7 separate regions of the Mus musculus genome follow, and regions 1, 2, 4, 5, 6 and 7 are each linked to region 3. The links are chromatin loops, found by intact Hi-C in ENCODE. Cell type or tissue: left cerebral cortex. All regions are shown on one strand.

The links. Peaks named below come from ENCODE experiments on the same cell type or tissue, not always from the same donor. Only the 100,000 strongest peaks of a DNase experiment are listed, where the experiment ranks them.
Region 1: a loop joins it to region 3, with 2.1 times the contacts of the local background. A loop is called at or near these places in 3 of 42 quality-filtered maps.
Region 2: a loop joins it to region 3, with 2.6 times the contacts of the local background. A loop is called at or near these places in 3 of 42 quality-filtered maps.
Region 4: it touches region 3 in a loop (2.6-fold over the local background); 3 of 42 quality-filtered maps call a loop at or near these places.
Region 5: it touches region 3 in a loop (6-fold over the local background); 3 of 42 quality-filtered maps call a loop at or near these places.
Region 6: a loop joins it to region 3, with 2.7 times the contacts of the local background. A loop is called at or near these places in 15 of 42 quality-filtered maps.
Region 7: it touches region 3 in a loop (2.9-fold over the local background); 15 of 42 quality-filtered maps call a loop at or near these places.

Annotation. Positions count from the first base shown.
Region 1 is chr15:64,442,939-64,446,938 of GRCm38, forward strand. No RefSeq gene overlaps it. Among named protein-coding and RNA genes, the nearest start is that of Gm30563, 53 kb to the left of the region's middle. In left cerebral cortex, no CTCF peak of the experiment used is centred here; DNase peaks (open chromatin) are centred at 2,431 and 3,671.
Region 2 is chr15:64,189,557-64,193,556 of GRCm38, forward strand. It overlaps Asap1 (ArfGAP with SH3 domain, ankyrin repeat and PH domain1), which reads right to left. Exons shown (of 31, transcript NM_010026.3): 5 at 1,928-2,073. Among named protein-coding and RNA genes, the nearest start is that of Gm20717, 93 kb to the left of the region's middle. In left cerebral cortex, no CTCF peak of the experiment used is centred here; DNase peaks (open chromatin) are centred at 1,922 and 3,602; H3K27ac peaks cover 337 bases.
Region 3 is chr15:64,381,409-64,385,408 of GRCm38, forward strand. Asap1 (ArfGAP with SH3 domain, ankyrin repeat and PH domain1) reads right to left here and starts at 1,511. Exons shown (of 31, transcript NM_010026.3): 1 at 1,309-1,511. In left cerebral cortex, CTCF peaks have their summits at 904 and 2,450; DNase peaks (open chromatin) are centred at 482, 926, 1,551 and 2,531; H3K4me3 peaks cover 2,303 bases; H3K27ac peaks cover 3,838 bases.
Region 4 is chr15:64,224,617-64,228,616 of GRCm38, forward strand. All of the region lies in intron 3 of Asap1 (ArfGAP with SH3 domain, ankyrin repeat and PH domain1), which reads right to left. Among named protein-coding and RNA genes, the nearest start is that of 1700010G06Rik, 88 kb to the right of the region's middle. In left cerebral cortex, a CTCF peak has its summit at 2,228; DNase peaks (open chromatin) are centred at 1,282, 1,943 and 2,110; H3K27ac peaks cover 2,502 bases.
Region 5 is chr15:64,559,498-64,563,497 of GRCm38, forward strand. All of the region lies in intron 2 of Gm30632 (a long non-coding RNA gene), which reads left to right. Among named protein-coding and RNA genes, the nearest start is that of Gm30632, 27 kb to the left of the region's middle. In left cerebral cortex, no CTCF peak of the experiment used is centred here; DNase peaks (open chromatin) are centred at 1,651, 2,381, 3,163 and 3,383; H3K27ac peaks cover 2,593 bases.
Region 6 is chr15:64,625,747-64,629,746 of GRCm38, forward strand. Gm30691 (a long non-coding RNA gene) reads right to left here. Exons shown (of 4, transcript XR_875386.2): 2 at 3,680-3,791; 3 at 2,769-2,876; 4 at 1,695-1,805. Among named protein-coding and RNA genes, the nearest start is that of Gm30691, 3.0 kb to the right of the region's middle. In left cerebral cortex, a CTCF peak has its summit at 1,792 (motif pointing left); a DNase peak (open chromatin) is centred at 1,786; H3K27ac peaks cover 295 bases.
Region 7 is chr15:64,180,382-64,184,381 of GRCm38, forward strand. The region is part of intron 5 of Asap1 (ArfGAP with SH3 domain, ankyrin repeat and PH domain1); the gene reads right to left. Among named protein-coding and RNA genes, the nearest start is that of Gm20717, 84 kb to the left of the region's middle. In left cerebral cortex, no CTCF peak of the experiment used is centred here; no DNase peak of the experiment used is centred here.

The DNA.
Region 1 (4,000 bases), 62 kb after region 3:
TTTCTCTGATAATCATAGTACATCAACAAAAAAAAATCTTAATGTAATACTTGCAAAATGAATCCATCACCACATTAAAGAGATCATGCATCATGGTTTCATTCCAGGGATGCAAGGATGTCTCAAGACACTCAGATCAGAAAATATAATGTAGCAAGTTATTGAACTCTGGGACAAAAATCACATAACCATCTCAACAAAAGCAGGAAAGTCCCAATAACTGAAAATGGGATTATGTGAAGCTAAATGTCTTCTGTTCAGTAAAGGTAACTGTCAACAGAGTGAAGAGACAGTCCACACAGTGGGAGAAAAATCTGTGCTGTCTAGCCATAGGACAGAAATTTGTATAATGCATGTCATGGTTTGAATATGCTTGGCCCAGGGAGTGGCACTATTTGGAGGTGTGCCCTTGTTGGAATAGGTGTGTTACTGTGGGTGTGGGCTTTAAGACCCTCATCCTAGCTGACTGGAAGTCAGTATTCTCTTAGCAGCCTTCTGATGAAGTTGTAAAACTCTCATCTCCTCCTGCACCATGCCTGCCTGGATGCTGCCATGCTCCCACCTTAATGATAATGGACTGAACCTCTGAACCTATAAACCAGCCCCAATTAAATGTTGTCCTTATAAGAGTTACCTTGGTCATGGTGTCTGTTCACAGCAATAAAAACCCAACTAAGACAATGCAAATATATAAAAAATTACGAAAATTAAATTGCCAGCACGTAAATCATCCAACCAATAAATGTGCCAATGAACTATATATATAGTTCATTGAAGAAATGAAGAAATGAAAATGGATAAGAAATACTTAAAGAAGTATTCTCTATCTTTAGCCATTAGGAGATAGAAGATAAAATTGCTTTGAGATTTTATCTCACCTTAGTCTGAATGGTTCTCATGAAGAAAATATAACTACAACAAATGTTGGCAAGGATGTCAGGGGAGGGGAATCCCTATTCAGTGCTGGTGGGAGTGTAACCGGTACAGCCACCATGGAAATCATTGTTGAGGTTCCTACAGATACATGAAAATACAGCCATCATATGACCCCATACCACTTCCAGTTGTGTACTCCAAAAATTCTAAGCCAATATTCCACTGATATAGTTGATCATCCTTTCCTTCTGACATATTTATAGCATCCAGGAAATAGGACCAGAACAGACATTCATCAACAGAAGAGCAGGTAAATAAAAAATGGCTGTAGATACACAGTGGGGTTTTATTCAGCCATACATTAGAATCCCATTGTGTCATTTGTAGGAAAAATGGATGGAAATGGAGATCATCACAGAGTGAAACAAGCCAGACTCTGAAAGATGAGGTACCATTCTATCTCATATGCAAGATGTAGATGTAAATGTGTGTGTTATACACACACACACACACACACACACACACACACACACAGAGTCTATTTAGGGTAGAAGGAGAGCAACAGGAGGACAAAGGAAAGTATTAGGAAATGGATATTAGCAAATTGCAATGGCATTTTTGTTTGAAAATGTCATAATGAAACTTATTATTTTCTACTTCAACTAAAAATGTACCAAAAAACCATAAAAATTGACAAATATTACAATCTTACTAAAATTCATAGAATTGCATCTTAAGGTAGTAGAATTTTATAGTATATGCCTTATAACTGCAATAAGGAGGTTGATGCTCATAAGCTGTGTGACAATGTCTCTCTGTGACTTAGTTTCCTCATGTATAATAAGATAGACAGTTTCCCTCAGGCACTAGAGGTGTTCTAAGAATCTGGATGGGACAATATCATGAGCCTTGCATCTGGTATGTCTTTGATTGTTGAGATCAGGGTATGCCCTACACTATTACTTATTATTGTATGAAACAGTGATTGTTTTCCATTTTATAAACAGGTTTATAGTACATTTTGAGGAGGAGGACTGTTTGCCTGGGTGGCTTGGTGAATGGCACACAACACCACTCAGACTGACAAATAACCCATTAGTAGAATGGTATTTGCGTTTCCTTGCCTCCTGGGATACTTCCATAGAACATAGACCCCCCTTACCCCCACACCTCACCACACCTCCATAGAACATATCACCCCTCTCTTTATCTTTTTATAAACACATCACCAAGGATGGCTTAGAACTTCTAACCCTGTTGCCCCTATGTCCAAATAATGAGGCAATGGGTATGAGCCTGTGGGACTGTGTTACAGGCGCTGGAGATGCAACCCAGGGCTCTGTGCCTGTGAGACAAGTACTCCACCGACCTAGTAGCTACAACCTCAGCTAGTAGATGCTATTCGAAGTGCAAAATCCAGCAGCTCTTTTCCCTTTCCCCTCAACTCAAGCCCATTCTTCTGGCTGGGGGTAGATACAAGCAACCCATCAGGCACTTGGGGGGGGTGTATGTGTTTTCCTTGAATTTCAAAGGAGGAAAGAAAAAAGAAATCGAAATTAAATCCAGCAATTAAGTTCTAATTGCACAATTACTTCATTTTCTGGCTTGGTGCCAAGGTTGGGAGACTGGCTCCCACAAATGGCTTTTTTTTTTCTTTTTAACAAACCAGAGGAAAGGTTGGAAGGGAGCGAGGGATCAGATCATTTATGGGGACCAAGAAACAAAGGTACTTTTTAAGATTAAACTCTCTTGCCCAGGACTTGATGTTGGTGTTCTGACTGCAGGATGGTGGGTGAGCCTAGAACTCAGGGTCTTTTCAGAGCTAAAATTAATCATTATGCTGAGCTATATTTTTTCTGGCCTGTCTTCCATTGAGACTTTCTCTCTGCAAGAAAGTGATGGACACCCTTCATTTATACTTGGGTGGGAGAACATCTCTGCAGGTGGGTCATCTTAGGGTCTTACAGTTGCTGCTTGGAGAAGGGAACAAAGCAGCTTAGACTATCCCAGAACCTTTCTGAGGACAGGGAGGGGGCAGGAAGTGGATGCTACAGGTATTGAGTAGATCCTTGACTGTGTGGTCAGGAGGCATGGGAGGAGAGAAGCTGCTGCAACTACTGGGTGGATTTTGTGGGCAAGGGTCATGAGCTGCTTCTTTGCCTGTTATTCATCCATTTGTTCATTCATTTATTCTCCCACTTATTTATTCATCTTCTTACACATTTCCCCATTAGCTAATTCTTAGAGGGTCACTGATCAGCACAAGGCTTTCTGCTTGGCTTTATGGGGAAAAAAGATTTAAGATGGATCTTGGACTCAGGAATATGTGGCATTTGTAAGATGTTTAGTGTTTAGACTTATCATCAACTGTGTGACAAGTCCTGCAACAGGTTATTGTTAAACCCATAGTGTCCCTCTGAGGGAACCATTTTCAAGAAGAAACCGATAGTGGGGAAGGGTTGAAGGTATTCATTCTATTTCCGATCACGTGGCAAGTCATCCTGGGAGTTCTAGGAAGTTTAGATTCTGGAGCTCATGACCTTTCATGACCTTTATGTAAGAAATAATGTGTTCCAGGGAAACATAGCCATACCAGGAGGCATAGGAAACACAAATACCAACATGGCTGGACCCAGTCTTTCCTCTCAACCAAAATAAAAAAAATGCACTAAATGAAGAGGACACTTGCTGACGTCAGCAACTGGGGATGATGACAGGCTTGGTCCCTCCAGCATGAGCCCTGCCACCATCTTCTGTTGAGCAGCTGGCACAGTCGTGGGGTGCCCTGACTCACAGCAGCTGAGCCCTGCCACGTCACGGAGTGTGCCCAAATCGTTCACACTCCAGTGATCTGCCAGAGACAAAGCCTCGCTTGAGAGGGAAATGCCACATTCTACTTTGCAGCCAGCTCCAGAGTTCCAGCTATATTTTAAAAGGAAAATATAATCAAAGATCAAAATCAAATGTGGGCACAAGAAACCACCTGCACTCTTCTCCCGACCCCTCCAGGTCAGAGCCTTGGCTGAGAAGCAGAGGGAATGTGAGGACTCCCTGGCTTTTTCAGCACCATCTGGTGCTGTGGCTTTTCCAGCTGCGGCTTATGTCCAGCTCCATGAACTGTGTC
Region 2 (4,000 bases), 190 kb before region 3:
AAGAAATCAAGGGCTTGTTAAACCAAAAAGTATAGAAACATTGAATTTTTTCAAGCTTTTGAAAAGACAAAGTATTTTGTGTTTAACGGTTTTTTTTTTTTTCAGATTACATAATACTTATGACTTATTCAATGACAAAACCCCACCAATTATAAGTAAATGGTCAGGAAAACAGATGTATGCATGGTTTTAATACAAGAGAAAACATTTTGACTGTTCGAAACACTCAGGGTAAGAGACTGTAGGAAGGTTTTTCAAATAGGTAGTATTCTACTGTAAGCTGTTTGTATCAACTGGATTTATGGCAGGATGACCAGCCAAAGACACAGAGGCCCATCTGATATCTAACCCGCGCAAGGCGAGGACACATGAGCTTAGGCTCCAGATCCGTAGGGGATGCAGAAGTGCAATGCTGGGGGAGGCAGGTGGAGACAGAATGCCTGTCTCCAGGACAGGCACGGAGAAAAATATGGCAATAAATCCCATCGCTGTGCTCCCCTACCTCGTAAGACTTAGACTAGATCAAATAAAGCGCAAATGTGGCAGTTCTTACAGAAATATTTTCACCAAATCAACAATGTCAGGCTCAACAATGTGGATGCAGTTAAGATATGGTGATAGCCGGACACAGTGCTGGCCAAGAAACTCTCACTGCTGTCCATCTGCTCTGCCTTCTTGGGTCAGCATTTTTAAAGACCTTATATTTTAGGATTCTTCCTGCCATACACATTCTGTAAATCCTAAAACCTTTTCTTGAAGGTATGCAAAGGGTTGGCAGTGGGGTGGATTGTAAAAGGATATGCAGAATTAAGGGAGGCTCATTATTTCAAGAACCAAGACACACATACAAGTGAGGTACAATACAGGCAAGGGTGCATTTCCATTGCCTGTTCAGCACTGAAAGCATCCTTACTCTTTTAACCAGTTTACCGAAAATAAATATAAAAATAAAAAATAAATAAAAAAAAACCCAAAATCTGCACACACAGGGCCTGCACAGGTCTATGTCAGACGGAGTTAAGGAGCTGAAGGGACAAAGGGATACATGTCCCTATTCCTAGGCTAGAAGCTCTGTCAAGAGTCTCACTGAGGAAACAAGTCCCTCTTATGGGCAGGCTGCATGCCTAGCAATAGAGTAACAGAAGAGAGCGCTCATCGGCATGGGGGAGATGTCGGCATGGGGGAGGTACCTTGTCTAGCCATGTCATGGCAGGGCTTTTCCTTTTTTGTTTTTAAAATTTTTTTCATTTTAAAATTTACTTATATATATTTTCCTTCCCTCCTTTTACCCTACTGGTTCTTTGCTTGTGTCTTATGGCTTCCAGCTTACTGTTTTTATGGGATTCTTGAGTGTGCTAATGGATGTCTCACTATCTATACCTGTCTTGGGCTTTTCTTGGGCTCTTGTCCTTCTCTTTGTTTTGTCCTACTCCAGTGACATGTTAGTTGTTTTTTTTTTTTTTTTTTTTTTTTGCTTTATTTTATTACTATCTCTTAGAAGCCTATTTATTTTCTAATGAGAGTCAGAAAGGGGGTGGATCTAGATGAGAGGGAGGCAGGAAGGAACTAGGAGGAGTAGAGAAAGGGGAAACCATAATTAATATATATTGTATGGAGAGAAAAACCTATTTTCAATAAAAGGGAAAAAATAACATCTGCTAACAGTTATCTTAAAACAGTTAACAGTGGTAGAATGTAGAAGACAGTCACGTGGTTCCTCTCCCTTCAAAATAGCCACCATGCTGTTGGCTGGGCTAAGGCTACCAGGCTAGAAATGTTACTCTGAAGCCTGTGGAGACCACCACCTCTGCAGGACTGCGCAGCCTCTGCTCTCCACTCTGAGGCCCGAGGGTGGAGGCGAGGAGCAGAGGACTGCTCTCTGTAAGCCCGGTGAGCCCAGCCTGCTCCAGGAGGAAGCATGACTCACCAGATTTTTCAGCAGCGTGGACAGTTCCTTTGTGAGTGTAGAAAACTTGACAAAAGCGGTGCCAAGGTCAGGGTTGTCTCTGCTTAAAAAATTACTTCCAAACTTATCCAGAACTTGTGCATAGTTTTCTTCATTTTGTACATGATCTAAAAAGGAAGGAAGCAAAAAAGGAGTGTGAGTGGTTATTTGCCGCAACGAGGGCTTCTTCTGAATGTGGATCACTGGAACCTCTTAAAAGGAAAGCAGAGAAAAACAGCATCAATTATTTACTGAACACGTCCAGAGGCTGGCAGTACACTCAACGCTCTTCTCTTCTGAGACAGGGTCTGATGTATAGTTCAGGCAGGCCTCAGGCTTGCCACCTTTCTGCTGGTGCCTCTCTTATGCTGTGATTACAGGTGTGAGCCACCACGCCTGGATGGCATTGGTGCTGTCTATCTGTCTGTCTGTCACTGACTCTTCAGTTATTTAAGGGAAAAATTCTTCCCACATTCACCAGCAATTAAGAAACTATGAAGAAATTTCTCATTAGCAAACTCAATCTTAAAATACAAAAGAAAACCTCACAAGAGTTTTAGCAATGTTTCCTGCTCTGCATCTAATCTTGACTCCTTTATTTTGTTTTATGCCCCAGGTCTACAAAAGGAGTCAAGATTAGATGTAGAGCAAGAGACATTTTATTTTTAATTTTTATTTTCTGGTGAAACCATCTCTAGGTACAAAGCCTGCATGCTCAGATCACAAAAATCATGAAAACAACTTCTACACTTTCTACCTTCGCTACCCCTCGCACTTTCTTTCAACTCTGCAGGAGCTGATGTGAAAGGCCCACAGCCTTTCTCAGTACATACGGGAACAGTAACTCTTACTCCTGTGAAATACCTTCTGTCCTGTTTTCCAGGCTATCCTGCTCTCTTCATCATCCTCTACCTCTACCTCATGGCTGCTCCTCCCCCTTCTCTGCTGCTTCCTCGCCTGTCTGACCTCATTGCACTAGAAAGCCCCTCTCTGTTACTGGTACTTTATATTATTTTTCCATCTATTCTTACTACCTTGAGATCTCAAGTCTCATCACTTTAAATGCTTTCCAAAAGTTTTAAGTTGGTATCTTGACCACTAAAACACAAATTGACACATCCAACCATCTATCTCCATTTGGATGCCCAAACAAAAGGCTACACTGGACCCCGTGGTCTTCTTCCGTCAGCCCTTTATCTTACTTAGGCACTGGCAAACAGCATTAGACAAGATGGAATTTGAAACCCGTCGACTCATACTTGGTTTTCCTTTCTCACACCCTGGGACCTCAGAGTGGCCACAGAAGGCCACTTACCACCGAGAAAGATATATACCCCAATCTGAGAATTTCTCATCACCTCATGCTAATCACCGCCTACCCAACATCACCTCTTTGTTCTGGTCTCTTGAGCATTGCTCTTGCTTTGTTACTAAAACAGCACCCTGTATGGCTCTATTAGGTTATACAACAGATGTTAACTCCCACCACACATGCCCTTCATGAAGGACTGCCAGGCTCACCATGATCTTCACAGACATGGAGAGAAGTCTACCGGGGACTGATGCATGGCAGCTGGCTTGCCTGGTGACTGCGTTGGAGGTGGTATTCATGTGCCAGCTTTTTGTTCTGCCTTTGTGTGGAAGCCCACAGCACATGCCTAGTATTTACTACATGAACGAGTAAACAAGTCTGTGTCAGAGTCTTAAGGCTTTCCTCAGTCAGAAGGAACCGTCCTTGCCTGTAAGTCCTGTACTTATGCACGGTTTCCCACATCATCTGTGCACATGCATATTTTCCCTTAGGAGGCAAGGATTGCCTCTGTCACCTCTGTATCCCTCACTCAACAGACAACACTGGCGATTTTCCGGGGAGCTGGACTTAGGATATTAGGGCTTAATGAGAATTCGTTAAGTCCTCTGAAATTTCTTAGGCTGTTTATTCCCAGCTATTCAACAATGGAATGCTTTACTTCAAACCTTCTTCAATAACTGTATAAGAGCAATGGCCGTTCAAGAAATGAAACAGCAGCCTGGGGAATAACGGGCAAGAAACAT
Region 3 (4,000 bases):
CAGTAACACTCCTGGTTTAGGGCTGGCAGATCACAATCTGGCATAATCAGGGTGGCCAGGCCAGGGAGTTTAGAGGCTTGGAAGTAAGCTATTCCTGGCCAGGCCACCAAGTAGTTGTGTCCATAGAATCTTTCTGAATCTCTTCCACATTAAAAGAGAAAACAGTTGTTTTCCGAGATTCTTTTCTTCTATAGCACCCCACCCCCCATCAAGCCCCTCTCCCAATGGCCACTACACAGGGGCCTTCCAACGGCCCGCCAAGAAGACCTGGCCACTCAGGCTAGGATAGACATGAAACTGGCCTAAGAATTACATGCTGTGTTTTACAATCTCAAAACATTACTCAGCAATCCTGTACCACTGCTATCCCAGAAGCAATCCTGCTAACACAACCTGATGGAGTCGATGGAAGGGGGGAAATGGTCTTTTGCATCTGTACAGCTAAGGCTAAGGTCAAGTTAACTTGGTCTAGACCTGGCTAAGCCTTTCCTTGATAAAAAGAACCCGCCCTACGAGGGCGTGAGATGATGTCTCTGGATGGATTAAACAGCAGAAAACCAGATACCAGCTAGTTTCTTTCTTTCTATTTTTTTTCTCGCTCTCGTTTAAACTTACTGTTGCTCTCATAAAAAGCATCAGGTTCCAAAATGGTACAAGCGGAAGAAGACATAAGGCACTTCTCAGCTCCCAAGGGGAATTACCACTCCCCCCCCCCCCCCCATTCCCTGTTTCTTTTCCTTTTAAGTGGTCTGGGGCCTGCCAGGCAGCGCCATGTCCAGGCCGGGACCCGCGCCGAGGGGAACTTTCCTCCGCTGCGCCCGAGACAATGCGGCGGCCAATGCCCGCGCCTCCCCGCCGCGCAGGGAGAGAGCGCCCCTGGAGAACCGGGAAAAGTGCCGAGGAGAAGGAAAGCGCCCCCAAGGGCCGGGAGAGCACCCCAGAGGAGAAGGAGAGAGTCCCAATGGGAGGGGAGAGTGCCCGGGAGGACAGAGAAAGCGCCCCAGCGGACTCCGGGAGCGCCCCGGCGTCTGCCCGGGCCTCCTCCCGGAGCGGGGAGCCTTGCGCCCCGGGCGCACACCCCCAACCCGGGTCTCCTCCGCGGAGCAGGGGAACGTGCGCTCCGGCGCTGCGGCTGCGGAATCCCCGGGCCGCCCGGCCAACCCCTGCAGAGCCGGCCGCGCGCCCCGCACGCCCCCGGCTGGTGCTCTGCGGACGGACGGGGACACCCGGAGCCCACAGGGGGTGTGCGGGTGGCCGTGCAGCGCCCCACCGCGCCTGTTCCCGCCGCCCCGCCGCCTCGCCACTCACCGGGACCGGGCGGGCCGCTGGGCATTATTCCATCGCGGGCGCGGCGAGGCCGGGCGAGGCGCGGGAGCCGAGCGCGGCGCAGGAAGGGGCGGGCGACCATGTGCCGAGGAGGGGGGAGGAGGAGGCCGGCGACGCGGAGCCGCTCTCTCGAGCCCGCTCGGCGGCGGCGGCGGTGGCGGCGGCGGGAGCGGGCTGCAGGAAATCCAAACACTTCGGCAGGAAATCGGAATCCTGACTAAGCACTCCCGGCCCGCGGCTGCCCCGCTCCGGGGGCTCCCGCCGCGTTTAACCCTTGGCCCGCCGGGCACACTTCAGGGCACAGGAGTATAGGGCAGTGTAGGAGATTCATGGGGTGGGCCTCCTTCTTGGCCACAGAAGGCAGAGGTGGGGCTTATCAGCAGAGAACCTTGGCCTTGAAGTGGGGCTTGCTAAAGCTGGGACACCAAAAGACTGTGGCCTCTCTCCCATCCTGCACTGTCTTCTCCTAGGCTACTTTCTCCTGTTCCTTTCCGTGGATTTCTATCTTCTTACCCAGTGCCTGGAGGCAAAACCTTTTGGATAGCACAGAGATGATCTGGCTAGCATTCGAGCATTCCAGGCTCTGAACCCTGGTTGGAAAATGGCCTTTTTCTCTTTCCTGCAAGTGATACTTCCTTGAGGCTTAGTTTCCCAATCAAGAAAGGAGTGTTCGTAGACTTAATTTGAAAACAAGATGCTTAGACTGGCATGTTGGAGACATCAATGATATCTGTGCTTGGGTATTACTGCACACTAGAGATGTCAGAGAAGGGAGGCTTCTAACTTGTGGGCTGTGTGTTCTGCATGTCTGTGTGGACCTAGCTCGGGGGCAGGTCTGGCCCAAGGGTGTCAGTTTCTCCCTAATTACTGGTGATTATTTTTCTTTGAGTCTTCCAGAAACTGCTGTCTGAAGAAGAAAAGATCAGCCACTGCGTAGTAGAGACCCCTTTCTGGTAAAATTAGAAACTCACCAGGCCTCACAAGATTGGAGATTTTGTTCTTAACCTGAGGGTGGGAGACTTGGGGGGAGGGCGCGTTAATAAGCCTTGAGCTGCTCCAGGGGGGTTAGGAGAACTAGCCAGGGAGTCTGGGCTGCCATGGGGAGTGATTCATTGTGGTTTCCCGAGGAAATGCCACACTTTACCTGTAGGCTGCAGTTTGGTGGTTTTACTTGAGTGTTTGAGATTCCTCTGACTCTCAAGACATAGAGGAAGGACCGCGTGTGGGCAAGTGAGAACTGAAATGACCATGCTGGGAACTGAAACTTGGGTACCAGCTCTATCTCCCAAGGACAAACAGACCTGTGCTTGGCACCCAAAGGCATGTCTCTTCTTCAACACTTTCTGTAGTTACAGGTCACAGGTAAAGCTCCAAGCTGGGCCCCAAGAACCTGGAATGCCTGCCCCTCATAGCCACCATCCTATTGGAAAGAACCTCTACCCAACTGAGGTCGGCAGATAAATCACAGAGCAGAAGTCGGGCCCTCACAGTTCACCGTTTGATCCACTGTGTCTGACACCCCCACATCCTCACCACCCGCACCTCTCCCAACATCCTGCCCCTGGTCCTGTTGCTGCATAGCTCCTGTCTCTATTGTATCTTTCCGGATGCTTGCTTAACATTTCCCCATGGCTAAGCTGCATCACAGCAGAATTCTTGACTGTCTCTTGTGTTCCCACTCTCAGTGCCAAGAACCATACGAGCACATGGGAGCCCCTCAGTCAGCACATGTTGGATATAAGGGGCAAAGACTAGAAATCCAAATCTGTCATCCAAGCATGCCAATTCACTCTCTCCCTCAGCTCCCTGAATCCTTTACTCAGAGACTTGATGTGAAGTGTTCAGTGTAATGGAAGAAGCTCCAGTGGGCTCTGCTAATGGTCCTGGGAAATGAACGCTGTGAACAATTAGGACTGTCAGTTGACATAACTGTAGTCTCTTTGGCACATCACCAGTTAATTATGCCCTCCTCTGTGCTTCCCCAGCATCTCCTCATTAAAGGTCTTGACTATTGGGCCAGGGCATGGTGGCACATGCCTGTACTCCCAGCTCTCGGAAGGATGAGAAGTTCAAGGTCGTGTTTAGATACATAGGGAATTTGAACCTCACCTAAGCTGCTTGAGACCCAGTCTCAAAAAACCAAAAAGACTACTTGTTGCATTATATGTCATATTAAATGGCAAGCCATTCTGCAGTGAAGGGAAGGGAAGGGAAGGGTCCACATTAATGACCCCTTGCTCTAAGGAAGGCCTTAGGACCAAGGTGAATTAAATCTGCTTAGCATTGGCCAAGGGACCCAATAGTTTCTTTGCATTTGTTCTCCAAACAGACAAGCAAGAAATTAACCCATCCTTTCACTATTCACCCCTCCCCCCTTTTCTCCTCCCTCCTTTGTTCTGCTTGGGTTCACTTCCCAGATGAAGTAACCGTACCTAACTCCTGGTCTCCAGTTTTGCTTCTGAGACAACTCAATTCAGAACAGCATGTTATCTATAAATTCACGCTGACTGTCTGGGCACTCCCTATGTGCCTGAGCCAAGATAGCATGAACAGGCCTCATAGTTGGGTAATACTGGAAGGTAAGGTGCACGTTCAGTAACAGAAACCAAAAAGACTAAAACACTTTTGCACTATTTTATAGTTAAGGAAACTGAGGCACCTGAATGTTGAGTGA
Region 4 (4,000 bases), 160 kb before region 3:
TGTGAGAACTGATGAGAAGGAACAGCATAACTGGAAAGCGGAAAGAATTCTTAACCATGATGGGAACGTGGCATGGTATGAAGGCCAACAAAGAAAGTGTATGAACGGCCTACCTCCAGACAGGGGACTTGAAACATCAGAGTTGGAAACATTACAGATTCAGATCAGAAATGGTAAGCAGGCAGCATGTCACACAGAGAGAGCAGGGGAGGGATAAAGCACAGACACTCTTTCACCTCTTTTACAGTTCACCTGGGAGGAACACGTCACTAGGGTCTAGCCACGATCCTGTGATCCCCGGCACTCAGGCCAGACAGACATTGGCGCAGCCTTCACTCATCAGTCTACAAATGGTACTGGTGTAGCCAAGTAGCTGAGAGGCAGTATGGCTCCTGTCACCATCTCTAAAGACCTGGCCCAAGCACTGCCTCTCAACATGCCAATCTGTTTAGTTTGCACAACAATCGTACAAACTACTTTACAAAAATAACTGTCCTCCTGTAGTTACTCAGAGATTCATTATATCATACTTTATCTTGTCTCACTTCATGTCAGAAATCTAAGCACCGACTCAAGCTAACTAACATGTTTATCACCCGTCCCTGGAACATGAACACAAGATGGGAAGTAAAATGCTTCCCTGCCTGAAACGCAGGACAAGGCAGTGCTAGTGCACATCCAAGCCATGAAGACAGCAAAGTGCTAACAACACTATACTACTCAGAAGGCTCTACACGTCCTGCTTGGCTGGGCAGGGCAGGGCAAAGGTGACTGAGAAGACGGGCGTTCCACCTGGCCTCAGAAAATAAAGAGCCAGAGCACAAGGAAAGAATCAAACGGTCAGAATATCCAGAGCACCAGTAGTTTAAGCCTAAGGAAAATCAGAATATGATGACAATTTCTCTGAAGAAGAATGCTAAGCAGCTTACTCAACTCAAAACAGTAGGTAAATGGGGAGCTGGGCATCAAGCCCAGGCCATCCACCTCGGGAGTTAGGGTCTCAACTATGGTTGAGAACATACAGTGAAGAGCTTCCTCGACCTAACTCTTATGAGGCAGTGAGTCAGAGCGGTACCTCCACCTTCCTTCACGGGACAGTCAGCTATGATTGCCACCTTTCCTTCTTGGTAGTACTTCACGTGGAGTCTGTTAAAAAGGACATCGAGTGAGGCCTGTCTAGATAAACTCAGGAGCCACCAGCGCAGAGATGGCTAAAGCAACTAGAGAGCGGAGCATTCTATAGCGATGGTTCTTACGGACAGCTGTGCCATACACTGCTGACCAAGCAACTGCCAGCATCAGATAGCAGCATAGAGTTGGCACTCCACAATTCCTATCTTAGCATCTTCCTTCTGGGAATGCATGCCAAGGAAATTGCTCAGTTGGAAAAAAAAAGGCTAATGACTCAGAAGTGAATTAGAACAGTGATGGTTATTAGCCAAAATTTAGGCAATCTCCAGAGAGAAGATTACACAGAAATGGTTTGGGACAGTGACAAACAGTTCCATACAGTTATATTATGCTACTCGAAAAACTAACAGAAGACTGCAAACCCATAAAACAGTATAAAGCAAGAAGGCAAAGGCCACTGTTTAAAACTAGAAAAAAGAAAGACTTAAAAATCGTAACTAAAAATAGTTGGGTTAGAGGCATCACGGACGATCTGTTCTCTCCGAGTATTTTTAAAATCCAGTATTGTAGAGTATGCTAAACCTGAAAGAAAAAAAAAAAAACGAAAGAAATTCAAAGCTTCTTGATCACTCTACTTTAAGAACCATCTACAATCGCCACAAGATTATACTGCTGTGTGTTGAGCTGAATTCTTTCCCTGAAGCACTCTCACAACAATTTGCCAATGTTAGCTTGCATTATGCAGGACGAGAGGAATATCAAATTACTTAACGCGATTCAAGAAACCTGAGGGAGGAGAAGGAGGTGGAGGGGACAGAGCAGTCAAAGGCACTTAAACCACTAACAAAAGCAGCACTGTGGCTCCTACATAGACCCATTACTGGCCTCCGTAAGTCATCATCAGGCCAATAATACATTTCTGTTTCAGACTTTAAAAAGTGTACTTGAAACCAGAACGGGCCTTGAATTTCAAACACACAGAACTAAAGGAATGCCGCAGAGGGAGAATTAAAGCCAACTAAAATTGGCCTTTTGTCTAGAAAGCATTCTTCAATGTTAGGGGAAAAGCAGAGGCTGGCTTAGCCGGGGATGAATCTGAAAGTAAAATCTGAGACTTTCAGAATCACCCACTGGTCAGAGACAGAATGCCAATGCAGATGTCAGTGATAGAGCTTCCACACAAAATGGTTATTGTGAGGGTGGACTGTAGGTAAGAAAATTGTTACCAAGATGCTCTGGGACAGACCAAACAGCTAATTACACGTGCTTACAGGTCAACAGCAGGAAAGAAGAAAGAATATTAAACTTCCATGCAAACATACCAAACTATGTTACAAAAGCTACCTCTCAGGGGTCCCTCTCCACAGCAACTTGCTGTGCTCAGTGTAGAAACAGTTTTTAAAACGGTGTGACTGCCCACTTCATCTCTTGTGAACCAGGGATCCTCATGTCCAATTAAAGAAAGGTTTCCATCATGTTAATAGGTGGCAGCATCAGGGTCAGAAGTGAAGGTTTGTTTTATGTCATCCAGACACACTAGAGTCATTTGGAAGAAAGCTTCAATTGAGAAAATGTCCCCACCAGGCTGACCTATGGGCAAACTGTAGGGCATTTTCTTGATGGGTGCTTGATGTGGGAGGGCCCAGCAAACAGTGGGAGGTGCCACCCTAGAACTGTTGGTCCTGAATGCTGTAAGACAGCAGGCTGAGCAACCCAGCAAGCAGTAGTCTACAGCCTTTGTTGCAGTTTCTGCTCTGCCTTCCCTCAATGATGGAATGTGACTGAGAGTTGTAAGCTGAAATAAGCCCTTTCCTCCACAAGTTGCTTTTGCTCTCATGGTGTTTACTCCAGCAACAGAAAAGTAACTAAGACACACGGTAAAGTTCCTATTTTTTCCTTAACGTTTATTTACTATGTGTTTGTGCCTGTGTGGCACACCTGTCCCATGGAAATTAAAGATTAATATGTACATGTTGGTATTCTCCTTCTAAGATGTGGGCCCTAGGAATGGAACTCAAGTCTTTAGCCATCTCACCCACCCAGTGATTAAAGGCTTTGCCCTCTCTGGCTCCTGGAGAAGATTGGCCACCTATGTGTCTCATGTGTTCTAGAATCACAACACATTGAGACATAAGCACTTCACCAAACATCTCCATGAAAAGCTAGACCAAGCCATTCCCTGATGTGAACTGACACTTTCCCTCATTAGATCAACTGGGTGTGTGTGCATTAGAATTGCACAAAATCCCCATTAGAACTGATATTGTGACCTCCAGCCTATCTAGACAATTCTTGCAGCCACTTGATTCTTCTATTTTTTTTTTTAGATTTATTATTATATGTAAGTACACTGTAGCTGTCTTCAGACACCTCAAAAGAGGGCATCAGATCTCATTATGGATGGTTGTGATCCACTATGTGGTTGCTGGGATTTGAACTCAGGGCCTTCGGAAGAGCAGTCAGTGCTCTTAACCGCTGAGCCATCTCCTTGGCCCTTGCAGCCACTTGAAAGGATGTCAGATACTAACACTCTGTAACCAGGATCGGCTTTGAGTGAGCAATGGTAAGAAGACAGAGCCCCACTTGTCTACAACATTCACTGGGTGACTAGGTGCAGAGCTAAGTATATCACACATTCAAAGCCTTCCACATTGCATAAAAATAGTCATTTGAATATAAAAAGTCATTTGATTCAAATATGCACAGGGACAGAATTATACAGAGGCCACATGTTTACCTCATATATCTCTGTAAAAGAAGGTCATTTGGTTCTAAGTTAAAACAAAACAAAGAGGTCCTCCAAAACAGAGGCACCACAGGAAGGTAGGTGGTGTCTCTTTAGCAGTGGACGCTTCTGGTAAAAACAACT
Region 5 (4,000 bases), 180 kb after region 3:
CTCTTGGACAACATGGTAGATCTGGTCCTGGTGGCCTGGACACAGAAGAGCTTTCTGAGGATGTGAGAGCAGGAGAGTTGGTCCTACCCCTTGCTGGTTGTGGCAGGTAGGAGAGCTGGCCCTGTCCCTCGCCTAGGCAAAGCAGAAGAGCTGGCTCTGCTGGTGGCACAGATGCAGGAGAGTTTGGGGACTGAAAAACTCAGCTAATTACTCAGGCCCAGATCCATCTCATCGATTTGGTCCACCTCAAAAACCTACCCCGTATGAACTGTTGGAGGGAGTGAAGGGGCCAGGCATGCAGAACCAAAGCCACGTGATCTCCGTGACACAGGCCAGCAGGATATCAGAGAGGAGCCCCCGTGAAGACCCAGTACTGATACTGCAGTAGAAATCAGAGGGGTGATCCTTTCTGTGTGAAGAATGCCCAGGGCTTTCACAACTTAATTCTGAAACAGTATTGACTGGGACTAGCAAAGGATCCATGGGGGCTCAATGAGGCATCCATCACCTCCCAACAGACAGTAATGACAGCAATAAATATCGGAAATCTCAACTGAAACAGAAAGATAAATATACCCGCTGACAAGGATGCTTGAGATGACTCTTTAAGACTGATGTAAGCCAACCCCCCAACAGCCAGATTCTGAAACTCTGCCAGGGAAGTGCCTTTAGACAGCTGCAAACTGCTCGGTCTGTTCTTTGCAAAGACCAGAAGTACCTGGGAATTTGTATCATCTTGGACATAGCTTTAGATCAATGTCAGGACCGTAACCCCCTTGCTCTCTGATCGCGACAGCTTGAGTATGATCTGGGTCATCTTCATAACTCCCTATGGAATTGAGTCCCAGTTTCCTTCTGCCACACGTTGCTTCCTAATGGGCCTTGCTTGGCTTCTCTCACTTCCGTTCCCATGCCCTCGTCTTCCTATTGTTTTTGTCCTGGGAAGTCTTTCTAATAAACACTTTCATATGTGCTTTTGTGTCAGGATATGCTTTTGGGGAACTCAATCTATGAGAATGCTTTCCAACGGAAATAGAAAGATGATCCTCCACCAGGATTACTAACTCAAGTGGGCGGTTGGCAGGACCTCGTGAAATTATAGAGATGAACTACTAAAACTCTAGAAAGCACCGAAGTCTCTAGGGATACTCTTTCCTCGTGTCATCTTGAGCTCTCATCTTCTCAGATCATCTTTTCTGACTACCATGTCTGAAGTAGACCCCATGCCCTTCTCCTGCAGTATGCCACCTTGCTGCTATCCTTCAGGTACACGCTATAGCTTGAAATGATTGAATCTATCTGTGCTTTTGACTTTGCTACCTTTCTATAGACCATAAAGCCTTTTGATCAAGGATAATTTGTTAGGTCAGCTACCTCATTTGTTCCTGCTATGTGTTCTGTAACTAGCCTGACCATCAGGTAGAGTTTATTGAATGGGTGGAAACTACATGTGACCTTGTCCCTCCCATTGTCCACCAAGAGTGACAACTTTGCTGAAGTTGTGGACATATTTTTTTTTAAATCCAGATCCTATAAGAACAATTATAAAGGTTTAATCTATAGAAATCCACCTGGTCCAAATAAAGGAAACAGATGATGCACATGTATTTATAGGGATGCTGAGCCTGGGACAAGCCAGCCAGTCAACAGATTGTGCCTGACAAGTCTTCATGGAAGGTGTGGAAGCTTTGAACTCAAAGTGTTGTTTTTGTTCCTGGAAAATACAAACCTTCTTTTCCCCTGAGTCAGACTGTCCTAATATAACTGTTAGGATAGGATAGGATAGGATAGGATAGGATAGGATAGGATAGGATAGGATAGGATAGGACAGGGAGGGAGAGAGAGAGAGAGAGAGAGAGAGAGAGAGAGAGAGAGAGAGAGAGAGAGAGAGAGAGAGAGCGCACTAGCTTTGGGGGTTGTATATTAACCACCACAGCAACTAGATCTCCTAAGCAGCAGAAACAAGGTTAAATTTTGAAATCTTTAACCCATTTAGATGGAGGGGCTGGAATTTCTCTCTCTCTCTTTCTTCCTTCCTTCCTTCCTTCCTTCCTTCCTTCCTTTCTTTCTTTTTTCTTTCTTTCTTATCTATTTATTTGTGTGTGTGTGCGCGCGCGTGCATGCACGTGTGTATGACCCATGTATGGGAGTGCCTATGGAGACCAGAAGAGAATGTCAGATCCTTTGGAGTTATAGCAGCTTTGAGCTGCTGCAAGTGAGTGCTGGGAACTGAACTCTAGTCCTCTGAAAGAGCAGGAAGTGCTCTTAACCTCTGAGCCAAGTCTTCATTCTCAGAAAAGAATTTTTTAAAGTATCTTTCATAGAACACAGCTAGAATTCCACAGAAGCCAAATTTTGGCATTAGAAGTGGCTTTACAATTGCCTCCTAATCCAGCGATGATGCCATCCTCTTGCATCTGTTGTCATGGTAACCGCCACACACTCCCTGTGTGCACTTCACCTGTGTGCCTCACCTGTAACTGGTCGTGCATGTGATTATGTCACGGTCCAAATAGAAGGCAGAGACCCCCAACCCCTGGCCCCTTTTTTCTCCTTTTCTTCCCTACTTCCCCGAATAAACCTCTTCTTGTGGGACTGTGGTGGTCTGTCTGGATTAGAGCCACTTTCTAACACCACAACAAATGTATATGTCAGTGACAACATATATTTGGAAAGAATTCTTAACATTTTACTATGTTGTTTGTTATCATGTTAATAGGACCCTTTGGATTGTTTCAGAAGAAATAAGGGCCTAGAGATAATTTGAACTTGCAACTCCCTAGTTGGTCTTCATGACTCTTGCTCCCACTTCTGTGTGCAGTATCTCAAAGGCTTTCTCTATCTCTGTGCCTGTTCCTTCCAAAGTCAGACTAACCACCAATTTATAAATAGTCTGCTAACTTTCTCACCTATTGCTTCCTAGCAAGTTATCACAACAGGCAATGGCTTTAAGCAGCAGTACTCATTAATTTAGCTCATGCATCCACATTGGGGCAGGGCTCAGCGGGGAAGGGGCTTCTCTGTCTTATGTAGTATCTGCCAGGGCTGCTGACCTGAGAGTGAGGCTTTGCTTTCCACGCGGCATATCCATGTGGCTGGCAGTCAGTGCTAGCTGTTGGCAGAGATCTCAGCTGGGGCTGTCTGTTGGGGTAGCTATATGTAGCCTCCCTGTGTGGTGGCTTGGCTTCTTCACAGCACACCAAGCAAGTTCCAAGTTTGTGTTCAAAGATACAGGAAATGGACTGTCTTTGGAAAAAAACTGAGCTTCTCTTATATTGGCTCCTATGCCTAAGGCAGTCATATGACTCAGAATCTAGAATAGGTTATATCAGCTTCACCTCTTGATTTGGCAAAGTGTTTAGAAGCCATGTTTTTAAATGTCTCTAGCAGCTCTGTGATCTGCTCTTAAAATTCCTTCTGCCCATAATACTCCCTCACTCCCACATGCATGATGCCACCTGGAGAACTACTGAGTCTCCACAGCCTGCCTCTAGTATCACTTCTTCTAAAAAACATTTTTATCCATGCTTTCTTAGCAGGTTGCTTTTATCACTAGCCTCCTGATTAGCACAGCATACTAATGTTAGCCATGTTCTAAGAGGGCAATGAGTCATCTTGTTCATTTATTATTCCAGTTTCTAACAATGAATTAATTGGCTAATTTTCCAGACCAACTGTTATCATAACAACTATAATTTCATAAATGTTTACTGTTTAATATGCCCTACAAGATGTACTTTATAAATATTATCTTATGGAATGTTCACAAATAAGAAACTAGTATTATTATATTACACAAACAAGACAGTGCAAGGTAGGTCATGCCAGGAATACATTTCTACTGCCCCATCTCTGTGTATGACAGTTCCCCTGAGAAACTGTGTCAATAAGCCAGAGTGAGGCTGCAGGAAGTGGGGCTCATTATCACTCTCTTCTCTTCTGGTGTTAGCAAGAGCCAGCAAGGTGAGCTTAGGTTGCAGCTTTGCAGCACAAAAGCAGT
Region 6 (4,000 bases), 240 kb after region 3:
ATTTGTATAGTTGTCAAATTTGGTCTTCATGTAGGCCCCCTAATAATTAGAGCAGGGGCTGTCTCCGACTCTGTTGTCTGGCATTGAATCCTCTTCCCCCAAGCGGACTACTTGGTAGGGCCTCAGTGGGAGAGGGGGTGTTTAGTCCTGCTGAGACCCCAGGGTGGGGTGGTACCCATGGGAGGCTCCCTGTTCTCTGAGGAGAAGGGGAGGGGGCAGTGGAGGAGGGATACGTAAGGGGACTGGGGAGACATGAGGGAGGGGAGATATAAATTGAATAAAAAAATCAAATTATTGGAGAAAAAATAACTTTGGTTGGTCTTCCCTGATCTTTGCAGCTCACTTCCTTTACATCCCAGACTAGACACTTGGCTTGCTCTTGAATCTCATCCATTATCCTCATCTTTTCGGTGAGGGAACTCAGTGCTCCGCTCAGGATCTCTTGCTCCTGCACCTCCTTCATACCCTTATTGTCAAGGTTGCTCCTTAGATGATCCTGACCCCTCTCTTGTACTCGGACAGATACACCCTGGCTGATCTCTTCAGTTAAGTCTTTTGAAGTCTTCCCCTCAAGCTGTCTTGGCAAACAGGGCTTTAGTTTTCTGGCCCCTTGCTGGTCACTTCCTTCTCTGTCTTCTGAATCCAAGTTGCTATTCAAATAGGATTACTCACTCCCCTGGTATTTTCTCCCTTCATCTGGACTGCTTACTCTTTCTGCCCCTCTCCCCAAGGTTACTGCTCTTATATCCATCACTATGCAATCATCAGTGCAGGCCACTTCCCCTGCGCCCATCATTATCCAATCACCAGTGCAGACCACGCCTCCTGGGTCCATCACTATCCAATCACTAGTGCAGACCACTCCCCCGGGCCCATCACTATCCAATCACTAGTGCAGGCCACTCCCCCTGGGCACAAATGAGCCGTTCTATCGCCCTTCATCTTGGCGAAGCTTTCACTGTCCTCCCTCATGCTTCCATGGTGCCCCAGAGAATCTGATGGCTGGAGCTCTTTGGACATTAGTGTAGATGTTAGTAAGCCTAGGCCAGACACACGAGAGACACATGATATGCACTTTTCAACTTAATAAACAGGGACTAAGTGGCGAAATCACAGCATGGACTCCACATACTATAAAGTCTTGTGTACTGGCCTCGCTTTAGTACAGTGGTTCTCAACCTGCCTGATGCTACGACCCTTTAATACAGTTCCTCAGCTGTGCTGACCCCAGACCATAAAGACCCTAAAATCATTTCGATGCTACCCATCACTGTAATTATGTAACTGTTATGAATCATAATGTAAATATGTCTTCCGATGGTGTTAGGTGACCTCTGCGAAAGGGTTGTTTGATTCCCAAAGGGGTTGCAACCCACAGGAACTGCTGCTTTAGGGTTGGTCATTCTTGAATATGTGGGACTAGATTTCAGATCCTCACTTCCTTCGTTTCTACAGGCAGTGGTTTTAAAATGTAAAATATTTGAATTTAATGCTCAATTCCCATGTAGCTTCTTCCTTACTCCTCCCATTGATTTTGATTTTCTCCATCAATCATTTCTTCCCTTCTCGCTGTGCCCTCTGTTCAGGAATCAGCAGCCTGCTGTCACTTTGTCATGTTGTACCCAGCTGTGAAGCAAATAAAATACTCCTGGAAACCTCTGTTTTATGAGAGAACGTTTATTATGTTTGCGCTTCGGAAGCCGGTTGTCACGTTCTAGCTGAGCTTTAACATAGTGGTGTTTTTCCATTATCGCTCTTGCTGCAGGAAGGGAATCCCAGTGGTCTCAGACACTGCCACCTGGCGGCTAGGTGGAAAATAACACATCTTTTAGCAAAACGTTTCTGAAGGCAAAACCAAGCCAAGCCAAACCAAACCAAACCAATTTGCTGGAGAACTGAGGGTACAGAAACTAAAAGAACACCACCAAATTTGGGATACTTGCTCCATTCCAGCAGCTGTGAGAGGCACGTACCAGCTTAAAGCTCATGCAATCTCGACCATCACAGCAAAGTGACACTCTGCAGTCACTGATTGCAGATCTGGAAATAGACCCTCTGAGAGATCAGTTTCCAAAAGCACTGTGTATTGTGGCTTGGGAGATCCATACCCCAAAACATCTGACCCCCAAGCCTCTGATCATCTACCACAGATAAGGCCAATCTTTGGGGAGAACTCAGACTCATCGATTCTTTACCCCCTTGTACATAGGGACAAATAAATGACTAATAAATTCACATATCAGGTGGGGTGCTACTTAGAAGAAAGATTAAGTTAGTGGAGTACAGAGTCCCCTCCACCTCCGAAATAAACAGATTAAAGCTATGTGTGTTGGCTTGTTTGTTTTTTGTTAACTTGGCACAAACTAGAATCATTTGTGAGGGGGGAACCTCAGCTAAAAAAAAAAATGACTTCATAAGCTTGGACTGCAGGCAAGCCTGTGGGGCATTTTCTTAGTGATCCATTTGGGAGGACCCAACCCACTGTGGGTGCTGTCATCTCTGGGATGGTGGTCCTGGATGCTATATAAAGACAAGCTGAGCAAGCCATGGCCTCTGCATCAGCTCCTGCATCTAGGTTGCTGCCCTGTTTGAGTCTTTGCTCTGACGTGCCTCAGTGTTATACTGTAATGTGGAACTTGTAACTAAAAGAAACACTTTACTTTAGTTTTTGGTCAATGTTTATCACAGCACCAGAAACCTAACTAAGGCACTATATAAGAAAATCTTCAACTCAATAAAAAAAAGGTCATTGAAACACAAAACAATACCATTCTTTGGCTGCTTCTTTAATTGATACCGTGTTTCTTTGTCTTTCTTCGTTGTGCTGAGTCTTCCTGAGGGGCAAACCATATCTGACTGTTTTCTGTATCCAGGACCTAGGACAGAGGCTGAATTTTAACCAGAAATCTTGGTAAATGAAGCAAAGAACAGTTACAGATGCTCACAAGTACCTGGGCTGCTTGGGAGAGGTGAGCATCTTTGTTTGAAAGGGGATGCTTGGGTGCCTGGAGACCGTTTGGAGGGAACGCTCTAAAGAGGATCTTAGCACCAGAAGGGAGGGGTTGTATGAGATACCCGAGGCTAAGCTTCACAGAAGGAAGCTGTGAGGAGCCTCAGTGTGCTCAAAAACAGGTCTGTAAATTGTGATAGCAGCCAGGACCACGTTGTCGGGATAGTCTTTCAAGGCACAATGCCTTTGGCCATGAATTTTTTTTTTTTTTTTTTTTTTTTACTTCAGTGTACCACACTCTGATCTAAGATCATTTTAGATCAGAGAAGCTAGTGTCCCATTGTCCCATACTTGCAGGCCCTCCATCTCTTTTCACATCAGGCACAGTCTACACATTATGATGGAACTCTTCTCAGGGGTGCTCAGGTGATGAGGATGCTGGGAAGTAGGGGCACTCGCTGAGTCATTGAATTTAATGACATTTGGACTCTGTCTTAAAATGACTGGGCAGCAGGGCATTATGTTTCCCCCATTTCATCCATATGGCTGACATATTGTGTGCCCACCAAACCTATCCCCATGCTATGGTCCTCCCAGCCCTTTCCCTAAGAGGGAGGCTACATTTCTGTGTTCCATATTCCTTTGATGGACGTGCTGAGATGACTGACTTTGGCTTCCATCAGGTGAGTGGACACACAGACGCAGAAGTAAATAAATGTCATTTCTTACAGTTTTGGAAAAGAGAATTAACTTCAGGCAGCAACCAGCTCTAGAAGGAGAGAACTGTGGGATGGACCTGAACTTGACTGTACTGCTCCAGCTTACTAGCCGATGTACAGACCTGTGAGTGAGACAAAATATTTATGGCCAATCTCTGAGAATTTTGGCATTTGAGAAGAATGAAATTATTGTACCAAAGCCAATGAATGTATTCCAGAAGAGGTAGGACCAGCGAATGGCAGCTGTAGAGAGAGATACATTTAACAAGGGTTCCAAATTCTTATTCTATAAAGGCAGGATGGAGGGGTTAGTTTTCTTGGGTGCATTGAT
Region 7 (4,000 bases), 200 kb before region 3:
AAAGGCAATTTGCTTTACTTCAAAGGCCATTCTCATTTCCTCTCTCTTGCTGTACTCATTTAAAGTGACAATCGGGGCACATCACTTTCCTGTCAGAAACCCATTCTTGTTTCCTGATAGCTGGAGTCAAGTACAAACTCCCAAGTTTAGGTCTGGCCCTGCCAGCCTTTTCCCTTGTGGCTATCCCCGGATCAGCACCAGCTGCTCTGGACAGGAAAAGGTCTTTATGAGTCCCTGGGCTGCAGATAAGATGGTAGCATGAGTGCCTGGTCCTGGGTGTAGGAGCAGTCACAGCGCGAGCAACCTTCCCAGGGTTTATGTGTGCATCTGTTCATTCTTCCCCAGCCTTCCTCTCCTTTTCCCAAATCCCCCTGCTTCAGCTTCCTGAGCAACTAAGACTCAGTTATATCAGCAAACGTTTGATCAGTAACACAAGTTACAAGTCGAATCAGTGTTATCAAAGCAAAAACCAGTGCGGTAGCAGGTTTGAAGGAACAAGCAGTAGCCCGCTTTCTCATGGCAGGCATGGCAGTAGGGGATTCCAGAACTCGGGGGCAGGGGGTTCTGGCTGTCCTGGGCCCGTCTTCTTGCCTGAAAACACATTAGAGATGGACTCCAAGTCTAACCTATCAGAGCTTCTTGAGGATGGAGCCCAACAGCCCAAGTCTTAGTAAGCTCTTCAAGTGAATTAGAGTAAGAGAGCCACTCTGAGTCTTAGGGCTGTCCACAGTAGAAAATCCGAATTCCCACTGAGGAGGGACTGCCTCCAAGCCAGATCACCTTGCCTATGGTCTCAGGTACGACTGCCATGGAGCTGGAGCTCAAAGGCTGCACTAGAGAAGTCTGGAAAACCCAGGGCCCATCGTATGCTGATGGCATCTGACAACACTGAATTCAAGTGGGATGCCAATTTTCCTGGAAACATTACACAAAGGAAAAGGCAGTGTGGGAGTGAAGGGGTATGGCCATCCTTAACTCGAGACCCCAGTAGGTATGATTCCACATCTCCCAGGAAATCAAGCCCTGTTTCCTCTGACCGCACCGGAGAACAACTTCACCAGAAGGAGAAGTGGAGCTCTAACATTTAAGACGAATGAGGAAGCGGAAAGGACACAGCCCACACACTTGGATCTTGGCTTGAAAAAGTCATCCTGGCCCTAAGCACTTGGAACAGTAATCAGTTCTTGACCAACTTTTAGACTTTAAATTTCATTTCCATGCATGTCATTTATAATTCGCCATGTGTGATTACAACAAAACCATTCTGTGACATCGGTTTACATTTTCCTTGCCTTCTACGATGTCTCTATCACTGTATCTCTGTACCTATTCATGTTTTACAACCGCCGACTCTGGAAGGACCGTAGTACAACTTAAGATACCTGTATGCTGGCACGCCAGGGCTTAGTATGCATCAGGAGGCCCAGCGCCACCTCCCTGAAAGCATCACGCTCTCACGCACCTGACTGAGAACAGAGCCAAATGCTGCCCTGGGTCTCCTCCTTGGGCTGTGTCTGCATGTTCTCAAACATTTCATTTCATCTTCATGGAAATGTTCAGGACTCAGAAACCTACCTAAAGGGTGACTGTGTGGTACATTCTTGGCGGATACAGCTCAAGGGCATCCATGCACACGAGGAAGCTTACATTACAAATCTGGGCTATCAGCTGCTTCCAAGAAATCAAATAATCTCTCCCCTACTCATGGAAACCCCAAGGCAGGAGGCTTTGTAAAATTCTGTCTCTATGTCCATCCTTTTCTTCCTCTATGAAATCAAAGAATTCTTTATAGAGTAAGCTATCAAAATGTTTCGTGCAAGCATTGTCAAACAGAAAGGAACAGCCATGACTACCACAGAGCCTGGCATATAGTGGGCACCTGGTAAAAGTTGCTGAGTCAAGGGATACTTTAGAAAGTCTATATTTTAATACATATTTTAATTTACATTTTGGCCTCACTACAATGTGCAATATAAACTATTGTTGAATGCTATTTAGTTCCTCTTCTAAGGGAAATGGTCTCTACCAGCTTTTAAAAATACTCTCAAAAAAAAAAAAACCCACTAAACTATCTGTAATCAGGACAAGGGTCGTAGTAGTGTGAAGACGTGACACCCCTGCACTCTGGATGGGTGAGTGAGAACATGAGAGATCTGCCTCTGGTGACCAGGCATGTGAAGCTGCAGAGCAGAGGTCTGGACCCAGTTACATCTGTCTCTGAAGCTACAGCATTTCTGCCGACTCTCAGGCCTCTCCACCATTTCACTCTCTTAGCACGCACAGTGCAAACAGTACGTCAGTGGGCGGTCTATTCATTTTCTAGGGGCAGATGTAGTGAGATGCTATTTGAAGACTGGATTAGAAAGGCAGTTCTTCATGTATAGTCATAAAGGGCCAAAGGAGCAAAGGACATAGTCTAAGACAAAAAGAGTATAAGAAACAAATGGCTGGAGAACAATCATGCACTCTGTATTAAATGTAATCAGAAATAAATTCAACAAGGGCAGAAGCAGAATGAAATTAAGAATAAACACAGCTAAAGAAATGAATCACCTGAACTAACAACATTTTAAAATTAGCATTTAGATTAGCACTTCTCAAAGTTGTTCAATGGGGAGTTCATGATTCTTACATGAAAAAGTCAGTGATCAAAAAAGTTTGAAAGCATCGAATTGGTTAAGGTTCTTCATTCTCATGTGCCTAAGTGTCTAACACACAAATGTGTACTGCAAGTCTCCCTGAGTAATATTAAGGCTCCTTAGAAAGAACTCTCATCAAAGAACAAGGCATGGGGCTAAGTTTGCCATTTCACTCATTTGATGCTCCTGTTCCTAGGCAGGAGCAGACGAATGCATTGGCTATGGTTGCTGTGTAAAGTTGGGTAGGGTACGGTATGCACAGCCAAAGCACCGACCCTGAACACACAAGTGGGGCCTGAAACAGCCATGTTCCTCTCGACAACCTGTGCCTAGTGTTGCTGACATCAGCCCACAGGAAGGGGACCTGACTTGACTGTATTATCTCCCAGCATTCAAGTGTGAAGAGGGCACCAGCCTTATCTGAGGCAAAGACAGAGACTACATTCCCTGCCAGGAATCCAAAATAAGGCTGAGAATGAGAAAATCTAGGTAATAGAAAAATGGACAAGAAAAGGAGAGTGCAAAGGGTCAAAGGAGTGACTTTAGGCCAGAGCTTCATGGAATTCTCTGAGCCAAGGGAAACATCTGCATTTCCTTTTCACAATGCACCTATAACATCTGGGTTAGGAAAAAGAACTCTGGAGGCTTCTGTGATGAAGAGCGTGCAGACAGAAAGTTAAGTATCTTAGTGTTGGTCTTATCTTATAACATCTGTGCTACTGGTTTCACTGTTCTTTTAGACCAACACAACTGTTAAGTTTATGGTAGATCTATGCCAGCAAGAGCACATGCATGAATTTCAGAGGCAGTGCAGTGTGAGGACAGTCTAGGTTTGCAGGACTCTTACAACTACCTGAGGCATGATTCCATTTCCCTGCAGTTACCAAGGTTGATCTAGCAAGTCAATGATGCAGAGACAACAGAAGGCAATGCTCATCGAGCACTCGTTCTTCCCCTGGATTTTTTGGTCTTCTGGAGCTAACATGGAAGATCTGAGAACACCTGGAGAGTTGTGAAAAGTCTTCATGAGCCTTTGGGATGGAGGTGTCTTTTCTCCTCTATACCAAACCCTGTTGAGGAGCTGCCATGTGCCTTACTCTCTAATTTCTTCTTATGTGAACCAGACTCCTTCAGAAGGCATGTGTCATGAGATGGAAACTAACGTTTATTACACTCACCTTATTAACGTTTATGACTGGGGCAGATCCTTACTAACCTAGCCTAATACAACGTGTGATGTATGTAAGTCAATGTCTAGCACACTATAATCTAGTGTTACTTCTATTTAGATAAGCAAAAGTTAACCATAAAAATAATAGCACTGCTGCTGGCTTAAAGACTCTGAGGATGAGACTAGGTTA